Linked DNA regions of Mus musculus: region 1 is linked to region 2. Evidence: chromatin loops called from intact Hi-C (ENCODE). Cell type or tissue: left cerebral cortex. All regions are shown on one strand. Region 1 overlaps Pdcd6 (programmed cell death 6). Region 2 overlaps Brd9 (bromodomain containing 9).

Region 1 (8,000 bases), 350 kb before region 2:
GCTTCATGTGGGTTTGCTGTGACATGCAGAGGTGGGATCTGGGGATGGGGGCAGAAATGGAGTAACTGTAGCTAGCAGCCAACGTGGAGTGATTGCTTAGCTTCTCTTTTGTCTAAGGTTTGGTGCTAGCAAAACTTTTTATTTTAAACCCTTGCAACTAGGATCAGGTTCCTAATAGTGATCTTTCAGTATTTGTTCCATAAAATTATAATGACCTGGACTATACCTGGTCCCTGTTGTTGTCACAGCTGTTATGACTTTTTAAGCATAAGACATTGCATTTTTATGGTAAAGCTGGTATGGTGAACCTTGATGCCAGGTATATGTAAGTCTAGCAATATGTATAGTACATAATCCCTGATAATAATTGAAATACTATACTTTTTATTTCCAGAAGCAAGGTCTCTGTACCTCTGGCTGGCCTTAAATTCACAATGGAGCCTATGCTGGCTTTGAACTCACCCTTCAAAATAATGGAATTATAGCTGTGTACCATGTTTTACTTTTTTTTTTATCACTGCAGTGCTATGTGGCCTAGGATGGTCTTGCCTCAGCCTCCTGAGTGCTGAGATTCAGGTGTGTGCCACCACACTCAATCTCCATGCTAGCACATTTTCATAAAAACCACTCATGTCTGAAGTAGGTGGTAGACCACACACTGTTGAGGTTTGCTTGATGTGTGGGGGCTATTGTTTTCTGTTAACACATGGAATTCCCTTGTGTCTTTTTTTTTATAATTACTGAAAGCATATTATAGACTTCATAAATTTATTCAAAACTGGCATACATATAACCTAGTCTTATAAAATATGAGTGGAATCTGGGCATGCCAGCACCATGCCTTTAATCACTATAACTCTATCGTGGAGGCAAGTAGATCTCTATGAATTCAAGGCCAGCCTGGTCTGGTCTGTAGACGTAGTCTGGGGCCAGGGTTACACAGTGGGACCCTGTCTCAAAAACATAAAACAAACAACAAAATAAATGGAATGGAATGGTCTTGCTCTTCGACTTCTGACCTGTCTGGATCCAAAGTCTGCTGGAGGGGAAGTGGGCTATAAAGGCTGATCCCTGCATGATGTTCACACACTGCATGAAGTTGGCAATTTCCTTCACTGGGCCCTTCAACACATGGGCCCTTCTGGACTATAGTCAAGATATAAACTAGTGTCTCTGTCCTAAGACACCCATACCAGGTCCATGAGGTGGTTGTGAAATGTGAAGAAGGGCCTGTGTGGTATAAGGTTGGCTAGACCTGCCGTTATACTTTCTTGCCAGTAGAGGTATTTGTCGTTCATAATGGTTCTGACTAAAGGTGTTCAAGAGTACTCAACCCGTGCTTTCCTGTGTGAATACCATTTTCAGTGTCTCTTTAGAAGATGCGGGAAATCCATGTGCTTCTGAGATTGAGTCCTCAAGATGTCTTTCATCTAAGTACACTGTGCTGTACAGTAAAATTTCAATATCTGTGTTTCTCCCAGAGGTTGACAGACATATTCAGACGCTATGACACGGATCAGGATGGCTGGATTCAGGTGTCTTATGAGCAATATCTCTCCATGGTCTTCAGCATTGTATAACCAGGCCTTGAGAACAGCAAGCACGGCATGCAAAAGACTGAAGATGCCAAATCCCTTACCTGTGATAGAACAGGGCACAGCTGCAGTGAGATGCCGTCCTTCCCGTTGGCTGTATCGTTCATACTTGGGGACCTGGCTGTACATATGTGAATATGCTGGTCAGTGATTCTGTAGTGACTCTAGCTACACTGTTGTGATACAAACCTTGGGTTTGCTGACTAATTGTGCCATGAGACCTAATAATGCTTCAGGATTTTGCTCTCAAACTATCATGTTCTTTTCTAGATGTCTCTAAGTCTATAGTTGCAATGCTTTTATTAGCCAATAGAATTTTAAAATAATATGGAACTTGCACAGAAGGCTTTTCATGTGCCTTACTTTTTAAAAAAAATTGGAATATGTAACATAAGCAATAAAGTGATGATACAGACTGGTTGCCTAGTTTTGGCTGGTTTTTTGCTTTGTTTTGTTTTAACCAAACAGGTGGAAGAGCTGTGCCGTTTGTTACACTACTCTAGCATAACACGTGTGCTGCGTGAACCTGGGAGTGTGGGGCCTAAAAATGAGGCAGACTAAAGTCTCATGCAAAAGCCAACTTTATTTAGAGCATCAGAAAATTTATACTCTGAGGGTTAAGAGGAACCACAAAGAAGTCACACATGGCAAAAACATGTTTTTTCCATAAAGGCGTATGAATAGCAACAGCTGCAGTAAACTCACTCCGGTCTTCCATACCTGGGAGGAGCACAAAGACACATTCTGGAACCAATTCTGTGAATTGAAGAAACGGGTCATGTAACGTAAGCAATAAAGTAATGATATAGACTGGTTGCCTAGTTTTGGCCGTTTTTGTTTTTTTAACCAAATAGGTGGAATAAATGTCCCCTTTGTTGCAGCTTAGTTGCTATGTGAACATGGGAGAGTTTTGTTTTCTGATAAGCACTCAGAATTCTTTCATGACTCCACTTTGGGACTGTGTTCTGATACCCTTGTCCTTGAAGTCACTGTCTCATGTGTACTCTCCTATCTAAAATTCTGTCCAACAGACAAGCAGGACAGAGGGACAACTAAACAGATAACCGAGTTACAGCTCTGGGGATGGACCCCTTCCTGCCCCCTGCTGGTCAACTCAAGTTGGAAGAAGTAGGTTATGCTTTAGGAGGGAGGGACAGGGTACGAAGACAACTGGGTAGGTGTCAAGGATGAGAAACAGATCCGTTAAGGTCCCCTCTGGCCAAGGATGCCACTGAGGCTTTGTTTCCTGTGGTTTCTAGTTTGTGGGATCAGGGAAGGTGCTATATTCTGTGGTGGCAGAGTTAACCTTGTGACCCCTTTATGGGCGTCTCTGGGTGTGCTCCATGGCTCCATCCCTGTCAGTCATCTACCAGACATCGGCCCACACTAGCAGATGACCCTAGTCCAGTGAGGCCAACCAATAAACAATGAAGTTCCTAAGTTCAATGGTAAATGATAACTCCATTTGTGTAGAGGCTACCTGGACCCCTCCATTTATAGCCACTCTTCACCTCTGCTTCATCCCCGTCCTATCCAGCCTCAGTCTGCAGGACTGCCATGTTTGTCCTTCCTGTGCTCACATACATGTCTATACATACATGTACCAAATATGAGTCTCATTGCACATTGAGCCTTCTAATGGCACACCTTAGTACCTGTGCTGTAGTCTTGAATACTACGTCACACTTGTACTATGTTCCTGGGCGGGAGAGATGGCTCAGCGGTTAAGAGCACTTACTGCTATTGCAAAGGGCCTGAGTTCAATTTGCAGCAACCACACGGTGACTCAAAACCATCTGTAATGGGATCTTCTGGTGTGTCTGAAGACAGGTACAGTGTACTCATATACATAAAATAAATCTTTTTTTAAAAAAGGTACCTGCACCAGCAATACGTCTTAGAACCTGCTCCATAGTCCTGAGTACCCCAACACCACACTATTGGTTGAGTACCTGCACTGGATGTATGAGGACCCACCCTGCACACCTGAGGGGACATAGCCACTACATGCCTGAGAACTGACACTGCCGACCTGGGTACCTGCTCATCTGCACTTCACCTAAGAGTGAAGTGACTTGATTGTACATGTGTGAGCTTGTACTACACTCCTGGGAGTGTGCCACACCCAAGAATGAAGTACCTGTGCCACATATCTGGGTGTGGCCGTGCCATAACCCTGAGTGGAGTACATTCCAGAGCCCAGTGCTGTTACTAGGAAGGCCTCGGCTTGGATGACCTGAACTCGGTGTGATTTGGTTGGGCTGCTTCAGAAACGGAAAATGTCCTGGAGTCAGGGTTCCTACTGAGGGAGGCAGAGTGATACGGTGGGCTGAAGGCCGTTTGTGGAGTGGGGACTTTCTTGTTCTCTCAAAGGGGAGGAGGTGGCTCATGGGGTGTAGAACAGTGCCCACCTTAAGAGAAGCGGTGCTTTGAGCCTCCAGTACACCAAACTGCCCAGAACAGCCCCTGCCCTTTAGTAGAGAAAGCTAGGAAGCCTGCCTTGGGAAAACCATTGAGCAGAATGTTTATAGGCTGTGCTCAGCCTGGCCACACGAGGGCAGTGCAATCACATCAGAAACAGTCTCTGCCCATCCTCTCAGGGCATTTGCAGAAACCATAGAAGGCCTAGGGGTTGGCTAAAGGGAAGGGTGGGTGTCTGGAGAGAGTTTCTTGTAGTTTGTGTCCTTTGCTGTTTCCTTTTTGTTGTTCATTCAGATCTGGTTGTTAGTATGTAGTGAATAGATAGCCAATTAGGAAAGTATGATAGAGGAGCTGGCCATGGTGTGAACAATGCCCTGTTAAGAAGGCAGCCATAGGAAGGAGAGACCAGGATATCCACCCTCCCCCAAGCTGACTCGTCATATAAACAGTATACACATGATTAAATGCTTCACAGCTTTGTGTGGTAAGAAACTGGTTGAGACCCTGAAGGTGTCACTCAGATACAAACTTCAGAGAATCCTACATGAAAAAAAAAAATGGTTAAGGTTGTCTATCCCTCCAGATGACAGAGACAAGAAGATCTTGGCGCTTCAACTATAGCCATTTTTACTAACAGTAGGAAGTGTGTCTTTCCCTCCCCTCTACTCTATTATATGGATGAGGTATACCGTCATGTTCCCAAGTACAAACTGGCTCCTGGTCCGTGTCCTGCAAGAAGAAATTTCTTTTAAATGCTTCACCCATGACCTCTGGAAAGTTACGTGTTGTGTTCCTTCCCTCCCAGCAGTTCACTAACAGACCCCCTTGTTCTGTCAGTGACCGTCTGTTCTCCCTCAAGCAATGCTGTCTCCACTTTCTTGAGACGATTCTGATGGCGCTTTACCTTGAGGTTAGGGAGAGAGAGGCCTCTGGGAGTAAAGTGTAGGCTCTGCAAGCACTAGGACCTGAATTTGGATCCCCAACATCCACATAAAAAGCTGTATGTGGTGATGCAGGACTCCTTTTTTTTTTTTTTTTTTTTTAGCTTTTTTTAAAATTAGGTATTTTCCTCGTTTACATTTTCAATGCTATCCCAAAGGTCCCCCATACCCAACCCCCCCAATCCCCTACCCACCCACTCCCCCTTTTTGGCCCTGGCATTCCCCTGTACTGGGGCATATAAAGTCTGCAAGTCCAATGGGCCTCTCTTTGCAGTGATGGCCAACTAGGCCATCTTTTGATACATATGCAGCTAGAGACAAGAGCTCCGGGGTACTGGTTAGTTCATATTGTTGGTCCACCTATAGGGTTGCAGTTCCCATTAGCTCCTTGGGTAATTTCTCTAGCTCCTCCATTGGGGGCCGTGTGACCCATCCATTAGCTGACTGTGAGCATCCACTTCTGTGTTTGCTAGGCCCCGGCATAGTCTCACAAGAGAGAGCTATATCTGGGTCCTTTCAGCAAAATCTTGCTAGTGTATGCAATGGTGTCAGCATTTGGAAGCTGGTTATGGGATGGATCCCTGCATATGGCAATCACTAGAGATGCAGGACTCCTAATGTTGAAAAAATCAGGAAGATCCCTGAGGCTCACTGAGCATCAAGTCAAGCCAACCAGTGAGATTCAGGTGCACTGAGAGATGATATAAGATGGAGAGTAACAGAGGAAGAACCTGTATATCAACTTCTGGTCTCCACATGCACACACATAGACACACATCCCCATACACTTATGTGTACATCCATACACACCACACAAACCAAAGCACCCCTAGTCTTTCAGCCAGGTAGCAGGTACTATGGGAAACAAGTGGGTTCAGGATAGCAGAATGTGGGGATGTTTTCCCAAGAAGAATGGGCCCTCCGGGTTAATGCGTATGGGATTTATTCTACCTGCTGTGGGATCAGTGCCCAGGATGCCTCTGCCATAGTTCTCTTTTGTGGCTCCACATCTTCAGACAACCCAAGCAACATAGGATTCCCTGCCACTCTAGAAGGAGCTAAAAGTGGAGCTTCCTGTTAGTATCTTCTCATCTTCCCACAACCTGACAGTGTGCTGGTTAAGGGTCCAGGGCCGTATTAACTAGGCTTCTTGTTCCTAATTTGAATGCAGTTTATGCCTGAGTGTACTGGGGAAAAAAGCAAGTAGAATTTGATGGATGTCTGATTCTCCATTGGAAGCTTCAGGAAGCTGCCATTATGTCTCTAACAGTTGGAACATCCATAATAAAATATTGCAGTACAAATCCAAGTCTTGCAGGCCATGTTCGGCATCTGGACCTCTTTTAGGCATCATTTGTGCTCTAGGAGCTTTGGGTAGCCCCGTGCTTCTAGATCTGTTGCCTGTGGCACACACTGACCTACAGCTTTCCTTCCATATTTCTGGCATCTCAAGTACTCGGTTACTCCACGACAAACTAGACTTCACTTTCATAGGATGGAGTCTGTCTTAGGGTTTACTGCTGTGAACAGACACCATGACCAAGGCAACTCTTATAAGGACAACATTTAATTGGGGCTGCTTTACAAATTCAGTGGGTCAGTCCATTTCATCAAGGTGGAAACACGGCAGCATCTAGGCAGGCATGGTACAAGAGGAGCTGAGAGTTCTACATCTTCATCTGACGGCTGCTAGTGGAAGACTGATTTTCAGGCAGCTAGGATGAGAATCTTAAGCCCACATCCACAGTGATACACCTACTCCAGCAAGGCCACACCTCCTAATAGGGTGCCACTCCCTGGGCCAAGCCTATTCAATCACAAATTCTCTTTTCCTATTTATTTATTTATTTATTTATTCATTCATTCATTCATTCATTCATTTTATACCCAAATCACTGACCCCACCACGGTCCCCTTTCACACAATCTCTCTTCCCACTCCCAACCCCTTCTCCTGTGAGAAAGTGGAAGTCCCCCTTCATATTCCCACTCCCTGGTGTGTCAAGTCTCTGCAGGGCTAGTTGTATCCTCTCCAGATGACACCAGACAAGGCAACCCTGTTAGGGAAACAAATTCTACAGACAGGCAATAGCTTTAGGGACAGCCCCTGCTCCAGTTGTTCATCTGGGGGGACCCACATGAAGGCTGAGCTGTACTTTGCTACATATGTGCTAAGGGCCTTAGCCCAGCCTGTGTATGCTCTTTGGTTTGTGACTCAGTCTCTGAGAGCCCCCAAGAGACCAGGTTAGTAGACTCTGTTGGTCATCCTGTGGAGTTCCTATCTGCTTCAGAGTCTTTAATCATTCCTCCAACTCTCCCATAAGACTCCCTGAACCCCGTCCAATGTTAGGCTGTGGGTCTGAGAATCTGTTTCAGTCATCTGCTGGGTGGGGCCTCTCAAAGGACAGTTTGCTAGGCTCCTGTCTGCAAGAATAACACGGTATCATTTAATAGTATCAGGGACTGGTACCTGTCCATGGGATGAGTCTCAAGTTGGGATGGTTATTGGTTGGCCATTCCCTCAGACTCCACTCCATCTTTGTCCACCTAGTATTTGTAAGCAGGACAAATTTTGGGTTGAAAATTTTGTGGGTGGATTTGGTAGTCTTATCCCTCCAATGGGAGTCCTGCCTGGCTACAGGAAGTGGCCTCTCCAGGTTCCATATCCCTACTTCTATGCATCTCAGCTAAGGTCACCTGCATTGACTACTGGAAACTACCCCCCATGCCAGGTCTCTGACATGTCTTAGAGATGCCTCCCATGCCCCTCCCCCACCTACTACAGATTTATATTCATTCTCCTGTCCCTCTGGCCCTCTCTCATGTCTCTCCCCACACCTGATCCTGACCCCTCCATTCCCCTCGCCATCCCCTCTCATCCAGTCCCCTCTCTCCATCTGCTGCTTATGACTATTTTATTCTAAGTGAGATTCAAGCATCCTCACTTGGGCCTTCCTTCTTCTTCTTGTTTAGCTTGTTTGGGTCTGTGGATATTGTGGGTATCCTGTACTTTATGACTAATATCTACTTATAAGTGAGTACAT
Region 2 (8,000 bases):
CACAGCCTTGGGATAATGGCCGTACTAGATCACAAGTAACAACTTCATTCCAAAATGAAGATCAATGCTCTTCAAATGAAGAAAATAAAATCTCTAGAAGTTGAGAAATAGCCCATTTGGTAAAGTACCTGCCTCACAGGTATGAGGACCTGATCTGGATCCCTAGAACACCTACATAAATGCTGGATATGATATACAGTTGTAGTTCTAGCACTGGGAAGATGGAGTCAGTCAGCCTAGCCCACCCAGCTAGCTCCAGATCAGTGAGACCCTTATCTGAGGAACAATATTTGCAACTGACTTCTGGTATCCATATGCACTACACACACACACACACACACACACACACACACACACACAAATAAAATTTACTCATCTTTGGACTGGGGTGTGCCTCCATGGTAGAACACTGATCTAGAATGTAAAAAGTCCTGTATTCAATCCCTAGTACTGGAAAAATCATCCTACCAGCCTGTCTAATTAGAACATAAACACATCTCTGGCTTGTGAATATACATAGTGTAGGTCTGAACTGGCCCCAGGCTACAGTGTGTCGTCAAGTCTAGTGTCAACTCTGACAGACATCACAAACAGAAAGTAAAGACACAAAGGGCCACAGATGTTTCTTTAGAAACAACTAATGTGGGCTGGAGAGATGGCTCAGCGGTTAAGAGCACCGACTGCTCTTCCAGAGGTCCTGAGTTCAATTCCCAGCAACCACTTGGTGGCTCACAACCATGGGATTCTGTAATGGGGTCCGATGCCCTCTTTTGATGTGTCTGAAGACAGCTACAGTGTACTCATATATAAAATAAACAAATCTTTAAAGAAAAGAAAACAACTAATGTTAGTCTTTGTTAGAGTAGAAAGAAAAGTCCATCTAGACTGCGTCAAGAGAAAACAAGTTTCAAAGGCAAAGACATGCAAGAGCTGAGAAGAGCTCGGCCTTCAGCACATTCCCCAGGAGGAATGGTGATGTCAGTGAGAGGAACATGGGCACTGGTTACAGAAGACATGACAAGCAACTGCCAAACGTATTTAAAGACAGCTCTTAAAAACAGAACTTTTAAAGCTCAATGAGCCAAGAACAGCCAGCAATGACCTCAAGAGCCTGTCTCCTTGGACTCTAGTGGGTTGAATGGACTCTCTGCACAGGAGCAGCCCCAAGCATAGAACCAGAGCTGTACTGGCTGGTTTTGTGTCAACTTGACACGGCTGGAGTTATCACAGAGAAAGGAGCTTCAGTTGGGGAAATGCTTCCACGAGATCCTGCTATAGGGCATTTTCTCAATTAGTGATCAAGGGGGAAAGGCCCCTTGTGGGTGGTGCCATCTCTGGGCTGGTAGTCTTGGTTCTATAAGAGAGCAGGCTGAGCAAGCCAGGGGAAGCAAGCCAGTAAAGAACATCCCTCCGTGGCCTCTGCATCAGCTCCTGCTTCCTGACCTGCTTGAGTTCCAGTCCTGACTTCCTTTAGTGATGAACAGCAATGTGGAAAGTGTAAGCTGAATAAACCTTTTCCTCCCCAACTGCTTCTTGGTCATGATGTTTGTGCAGGAATAGAAACCCTAACTAAGACAAGAGCCTATGCCTAAAAGGGCTCATCAACTGCAAATCCCACCTGCTTCAGCTGGAAGATCATCCTTGAGTGATCACCACCTGTGATTTGGTCCAGGAGGTCATCTACCATCTTCTTGCTATAGCTTCCAGCATCCTTCACGAATTCCTGCAGGCTAGAAGGGAACTGTGTGATGGAAGGTGCTGAAAAAGCATCACGCTCCAATTTCAAGACTGACTCCAACAGTGACAATGACTCTGACTCCAGACAGTCTCTGGAGCTTCCCATATATGTATGGGGCACTAGACTAATGGCTCGCTAACAATTTTAAAGTAGTTCATGGCATAAAAATAATAAAAATAATTACAATATAATTATAATAATAAAAATAATTAAATCTCCAGGAAAATCAAGAAAAAACAAAAGGCAGGCACACAAATCCATATAAAGTCATAAGACACACTCATTAATCTCTAAGGAAAGGCTGTCTACATCTGCCAGTCTGACATTTAGAAGTATAGCAGCAGGAAATGTAGATGTGGTAAGTGGGCACATATGGAGTGGTAGGGTAAGACTCAGGGCACACCTTTTGGTATACTTTGATTTCTGAACCATATGAATATATTAGGTTAAAAATAAATAAAATTTAAAATGTAGCCAGAGAACAAAAACCCCATAGAATAAGCCATCAAGGATAGCCTAAGGCTCCTAGACCCTGAAGATCCTTCAGAGAGACAAGCAAGGCTGCTGGCCCAGAGCTAATCCTAGATAAACCGAGTCGCTGATAAAATACAGGCCATCATCTGGGATCTCTGACAATGTGTACAGACAGCGGACCTCGGTGGCCACCTCTCTAGCTTCACAATTGTAGTTGTAATGCTACATTCCAGGCTGTCATGAATTTTGCCTCCGCCATCCTACCTCACTCCACCCGAGCGCGTCAGTCTCAGTCCCCACCTCAGCACCTGAGAATGTGACTGTGTTTGTAGACTTGTGAGAAGTGACTAAGGTGAAAAGAGGTCAGTAGGAGAGTTGCTCATCCAATTTCACTAGTGTTATATATAAGAGGAGGAGATCAGGATAGAGGAAAGGCTGTGCGGAGACAGGAGAGAAGATAGTGTCTGCATTAAACCAACATTGCCAAAACCGGGCCTCAGACTGCCAGTTTTCAGCACAGTGAGGCCTTGGCGTTGGAAACTGATTACTGTGGCTCCAGCTGAGTAACAGTCACTAGGAAATGTACCTCAAAACCACTGTGAAAAAGGACTCCTTGTAAGTATACCCCATTTGCTAAGCACACATATATTTATTTATGCTATAGTCTGGATCACTGCCTTCTTCAAATTGTGCTGAACTGCAAGGCAGGTCTATGGCAGAGATGTGGACAATGGCAAATAGTACCGGAGCTTGTGCTGGCACCACCTTACTTACCGACAGGGCTGTACTTCCCAGAGCTCTCAGCAGGGCCAAGCTGCTTGCATAAGTGTGTGAGCCGGCTTACCTCAGTGCACACTGCACACCAGTCTCATCTCCATAGGCGGAATACAGAAGCTCCATCTCATCTGACTTCAGGTCCCCAAACACAGAGTTGTTCTGCATTGAAAGTGCAGTGCTGGCACTGGAGAGGAATGTGACTAAAGAGAAGGAAGCAGAGGCCAGGTCAGAGTCATGCTCAGGGCACACCCAGCATGGCCACAGCCATTGTTCCCTCCAGGTGGCCACAACCTGAGTCCATGCCTGGCTCTTCCTTATTCCTTTCTGTTTGAGCACACACACAGCAGCAGAAACTATCTATGGGTAATTGCAGTACCTACTCAGCACCCCATTTCACACCTGTGGGCCAAGGGCTACAAAGCAAAGACTGAGTAGAGATGAACTTGGACAAGCAGAAGTGGTTGTTGGGACCAGCCAATTCATGAACTCCCTCAGTAGAACCAGGAACTGGGCCCACACTGGATACACTCTTGCCCAGGGTTCTAACAATAAACCAGGTTATGTCTACATGACTCAATGCTTCCTAACCTCTACTGACATCCACTATGGTGGCAGGCATGCCATGTCTTATGCTGCAATCACTCCTCTGCAATGCTTCTTGGGGACAAAACTGCTGAGCTGAGAGCCAAACACAAGCAACATCTCAAAAATGAAGTGTGAACACTATCAAGGGAGGGGTTGAGGTGAGGGAAGGTGTGGGTAGATCTCACATCACAGATGGTCTGAATGCAGGCTGGTCTCTGCCTTAGTTTGGGTTTCTAATGCTGTGATGAAACACCATGACCAAAAAGCAAGTTGGAGAGAAAAGAGGTTTTTTGTTTGTTTGTTTGTTTGTTTTTAGCTTATTATTAGATCATAGGCCATTATGGAAGAAGTCAGAACAAGACCTCAAGCAGGGCAGGAACCTGGAGGCAGAAACTGATGCAGAGACCATGGAAGAGTGCTGCTTACTGGCGTGCTTCACCAGGGCTTGCTCAGCTTGCTTTTTACAAAACCCAGGAACACCAGTTCAGGGATGGCACCACCCAAAATGGGCTGGTCTCTACCCAGTGATCACCGAGAAAATGCCTTACAGCTGGATCTCATGGAGGCATTTCTTCAGTTGAGGCTCCTTCCTTTCTGATGACTCTAACTTGTGTCAAGTTGACACACAAAACCAACCAGGACAGTCTCTAATACTCGGAGATGTAGAAAATATCATTCCAGAAAGAAAATGCCCTCTAGTGAGGCTGTGCCAAGCCCCCCTGTAACAAGAGGAAATATCAAAAAAGCAGATGTTGTGCATGACTGAAGGTAAGGAAACATGGTCAAAGCTTATGGTGCAGAGGTGACCTTGAGCTGGTTCTCCAGAGCCACAGTAAAGGTGAGGAACACAGGATGCGACAAAGAAGAAAAGAAGCAATGACACAGAAAAGGACAAGCCCACGTCCACCCCGCCCATTCCCACCACTCAAGACAGAATAGCTGCAGACAGGCAGTGAAACACCAATTCTAAGCACGTTACTCTTGGAATGGGCGTCTCATTGTATTGCCTATAGTTGATTAAAGGCAGAAGAAATGTCATCAAAGCACATCTAGGTTCAGACCAGGATGGCTACTGTGTCTCCAAGGGAAGGAAGTGTTATTTCTTTCAGCTCCACAAAGAAGCATCAGCTTTTGAGTGTTCTCCCATCTCCAATGCATACCTGTGCACACACCAAAGCAAGCCTTAGGACACACATATGTCCTGAAACACATGAACAAGTCAAAGCAAGCCCTATAAGCACACAAGCACACATATTACCACATATGTACAACCACACATTCCAAACACACTACAAGACCCATTATAAATGGAGACCCCCCACAAATACAAATGTACCTGCCTCTCTCAGGCCATGCTGCCACCCACAACCACCCTGTCTAGGTCTCTCAGCTGCTAGGCAGCAGCATCACCCTGTAAATGGTTAAGATTAAGCCTGGCATAAGAAATGAAGCTCTCTATCAGAACCAGCAGGATCCTGAACCGAGACTCCTGTGGAGGGAGGGAATGGAAGCCTGTGAGAAGAAGCTTGTGAGCGCAGTCGAACTCACCTTCAGTGGGGAGAAGACTGCAAAGCAGGAACTCAACTCCAACTATGACTTTAATCCACCTACTTTAATGGAGCTAAGCTTCATTTGTCTTAAAAATCTGAATCCTGCAGACTTGATGTACCCAGATGGGAGGACACCTGGAGAGGGGGTACCCTCTCAGAGGCAAAGGGGAGGTATGGAGGGACCCTGTGAGGGTCGGGCAGGAGGGGGTAGCATCTGGAATGTTAATTAATTAATTGATTAACTAACTAAACTGACTCTAGACCCAGGAACAAAACCATGAAGAAAATCACGGAAGAGGACAGTGTCACATCCCCACTGAGCCCAGCCACCCTCAGCTGGAGAGCTCCTATCAGTCACTGTGCTTACCTTTATTTCTTCTTTCATCTTTGAAACCCAATGTTGTAAAACCTGGGAGCAACTTGCTAGACAGTGAACTCAGGTCCACAGGGTGTGTCTCCTCCTCTGCAGAAGACACAGGAGGGAAACATCAGGAGGGCTTGGCCACAGCTCAGCTTCTCAGTGATGAGCAACTTCTCTATAGTTCTTTAGACATGGCGAGGTGGAGCATGGTTATGCTACAAGATTCATTTAAAACTGATTTGGCAAAAGCAAGAAATAATTCTTAAAGCTAACACCATTTCAATTTGATTCAGTAATTGCCTTGACATCGATACCATGAAAAAAAAATGTCTGGAGCTAGACAGACAGATGATTCAATTGGCAAAGTGTTTGCCTTGAAAGCATGAGCTGCTGAGGTCAATCCCCCAAATTTCTATTTAAAAATAAATAAATAACAATCAGACAGAATGGCGCATGATTCTAATCCCAGTGTTGGGGAAACAGAAATAAGAAGGTTGCTGAGCCTCGCCATCAGCCTGCCTACCCTACTGGGCGAGTTCCAGACCATGAGAGACCTTTTCTCAAAAAAATAACAAGGAGATGATACTTAACAAATGTTGTCCCTCTGGCTCTAAATGGGTGTGTGTGGGTACACGCACATGCACACACACACACACACACACACACACACACACACACACACACACACACACACATCATGTCTGGGGCTATCTTGCCTTCACCTTTGCAAAGTGCTCACTCAGCACTGCGTGCTAAGGTTCACACTTGCTGGCCATCCTGATCCTCCACACGTTCCTCAGGCTCCACAACTGCTGACTGGTTTTCCCATGCACACATTTCTCCACCCCTGACAGGAACTTGAACTTTCCGCACTGAATTTCTAGTCTAAGTATGGGCAAGCCCATGTAGTTTCTCCTAAAGACCACAAAACGTGTTTCCATTAACAGTTAAAACCCAAGTGTCTACCCTGTACACACTGGAACAGATGAAACAACCCTGACGACAGAGTGCTCTGTACAAGACTATTTAGAAGCTGAAGAGCTGAGGGAGATGTCTGCCTGTGCAGGAGAGACTCAGGCAAAGCAGGAAAAGAGGCATCCACCATGTCCCACCCTCTCCAAGTGTGTCTGTAGGCATGCTGCAATCCCAAAGTCATTCATAGACACAACTGCTACCTTCTCAAGACGTTTCAATGCATGAAATACCCTTCCAGGCTGGTGCACTGATGGCATTTATGTTTCCAACTAAGACATGCCCTGACATCATCATCCAACCTTCCTTTCAGAATATTTCTGAACTTCACAAGCATGCAGGTCAGCATATGGCCCATGAGGAAGGAGTGCTGGAAGAACTCAAGACATGAAACCTTCCTACATCATCAGTGACATCCAGCTCTTAAGAATGTATCACCATGCTGAGAAACCCAATAAAGGCCTGATGGCATCCTAGCTCCTTGCATAACACAGGCTCCACTGTGCACATGGAAGCCAGGCAACTGCTCTGCAGTCTCATTACCAGTAGTGGTGACGTGACTGTGTGATACATACTCTGCATCTCAGAGCATGTACAGAGCTCAGAGGACAACGTGCAAGCATTGAGGCCCCGCACAGAGCACCCACCATCAGCATCAGGCTCAGGTGCGTTCACCACGCTGTAGAGCAGACTTCCATCTCCAAGCTTCTTCAGGTACCCCATCTGCAAGGAAGCAGCACCCAAGTGTTATCCCCCAGTAGTTACGTCTACTAGAGACACGTGACATACTAGTCACATCTCCACCAGTTTCTCCAGGAGAAAGGACCAGAGACTCCCTCTCGCACGCCCAAGGATTAAAGATTGCCCTGCTTGTGACTGAGGCCAATTGTTCATGATTAAATATATCTGATTATGACCAAGGACACACACACATATATGGTCAAAGCACTGCTGAGGCACATGACCAAAGAGTTTCTGAAATAAAAGCCTTGACCCAGAAGCAAATATTTAAAACCATTCATAAGCCAGAACAAAATGAGATAACGAATGCCAGCTGGGTAAAAGCATCATACCACTCTACAGTGGTCTATGCCTCCATCTCTAAGGCAACCAGAAGCATGACTCCACTAAAAACCTAACACAAAAGGCCTGACTATTTGCAGTCTTATGCAAGGACAGTATGTCAGGGTGTGGAAGGTGCACATGTGCAGATGAGGTGTTCAGAACACTGGCCATATGCAGGAAGAGTGAGGTCTTGTGATTGCGGAGGCCCCTGGGAGACTGTCAGAGAGCAAGTTAAGTAGGGTAGAGGCCAGAAAGGTGGCAGATCCTGCAACTGAAGGGTCCAAAATGTTGCCATTTCAATATTCAGTATTTAAAACGTAATGCACATTTTGAAGACTTGGTATGAGAAGAAAAGTAAAGTCTTAGTTACTGTTAAGATGGACCTTACATGGAGATTGTAAGATTTAGATCATGTCAGGTCCAGTGGAGGCTCATTTTAACCACATCAACTTGTACTAGAAAAGGTGCCTGGAGAGTG

Evidence for each region. Hi-C counts contacts between places; a loop is a spot of excess contacts. Peaks named below come from ENCODE experiments on the same cell type or tissue, not always from the same donor. Only the 100,000 strongest peaks of a DNase experiment are listed, where the experiment ranks them.
Region 1: a loop joins it to region 2, with 4 times the contacts of the local background. A loop is called at or near these places in 8 of 42 quality-filtered maps.

What each region holds. Positions count from the first base shown.
Region 1 is chr13:74,297,530-74,305,529 of GRCm38, reverse strand. Pdcd6 (programmed cell death 6) reads left to right here. Exons shown (of 6, transcript NM_011051.3): 6 at 1,482-2,409. The coding sequence ends at 1,580. Among named protein-coding and RNA genes, the nearest start is that of Ahrr, 9.2 kb to the right of the region's middle. In left cerebral cortex, CTCF peaks have their summits at 1,288, 2,719 (motif pointing left) and 4,140 (motif pointing right); a DNase peak (open chromatin) is centred at 4,152.
Region 2 is chr13:73,945,264-73,953,263 of GRCm38, reverse strand. It overlaps Brd9 (bromodomain containing 9), which reads right to left. Exons shown (of 16, transcript NM_001378947.1): 9 at 7,105-7,180; 10 at 5,492-5,587; 11 at 3,057-3,189; 12 at 1,619-1,730. Among named protein-coding and RNA genes, the nearest start is that of Brd9, 11 kb to the right of the region's middle. In left cerebral cortex, no CTCF peak of the experiment used is centred here; DNase peaks (open chromatin) are centred at 3,708 and 6,978; H3K27ac peaks cover 1,901 bases.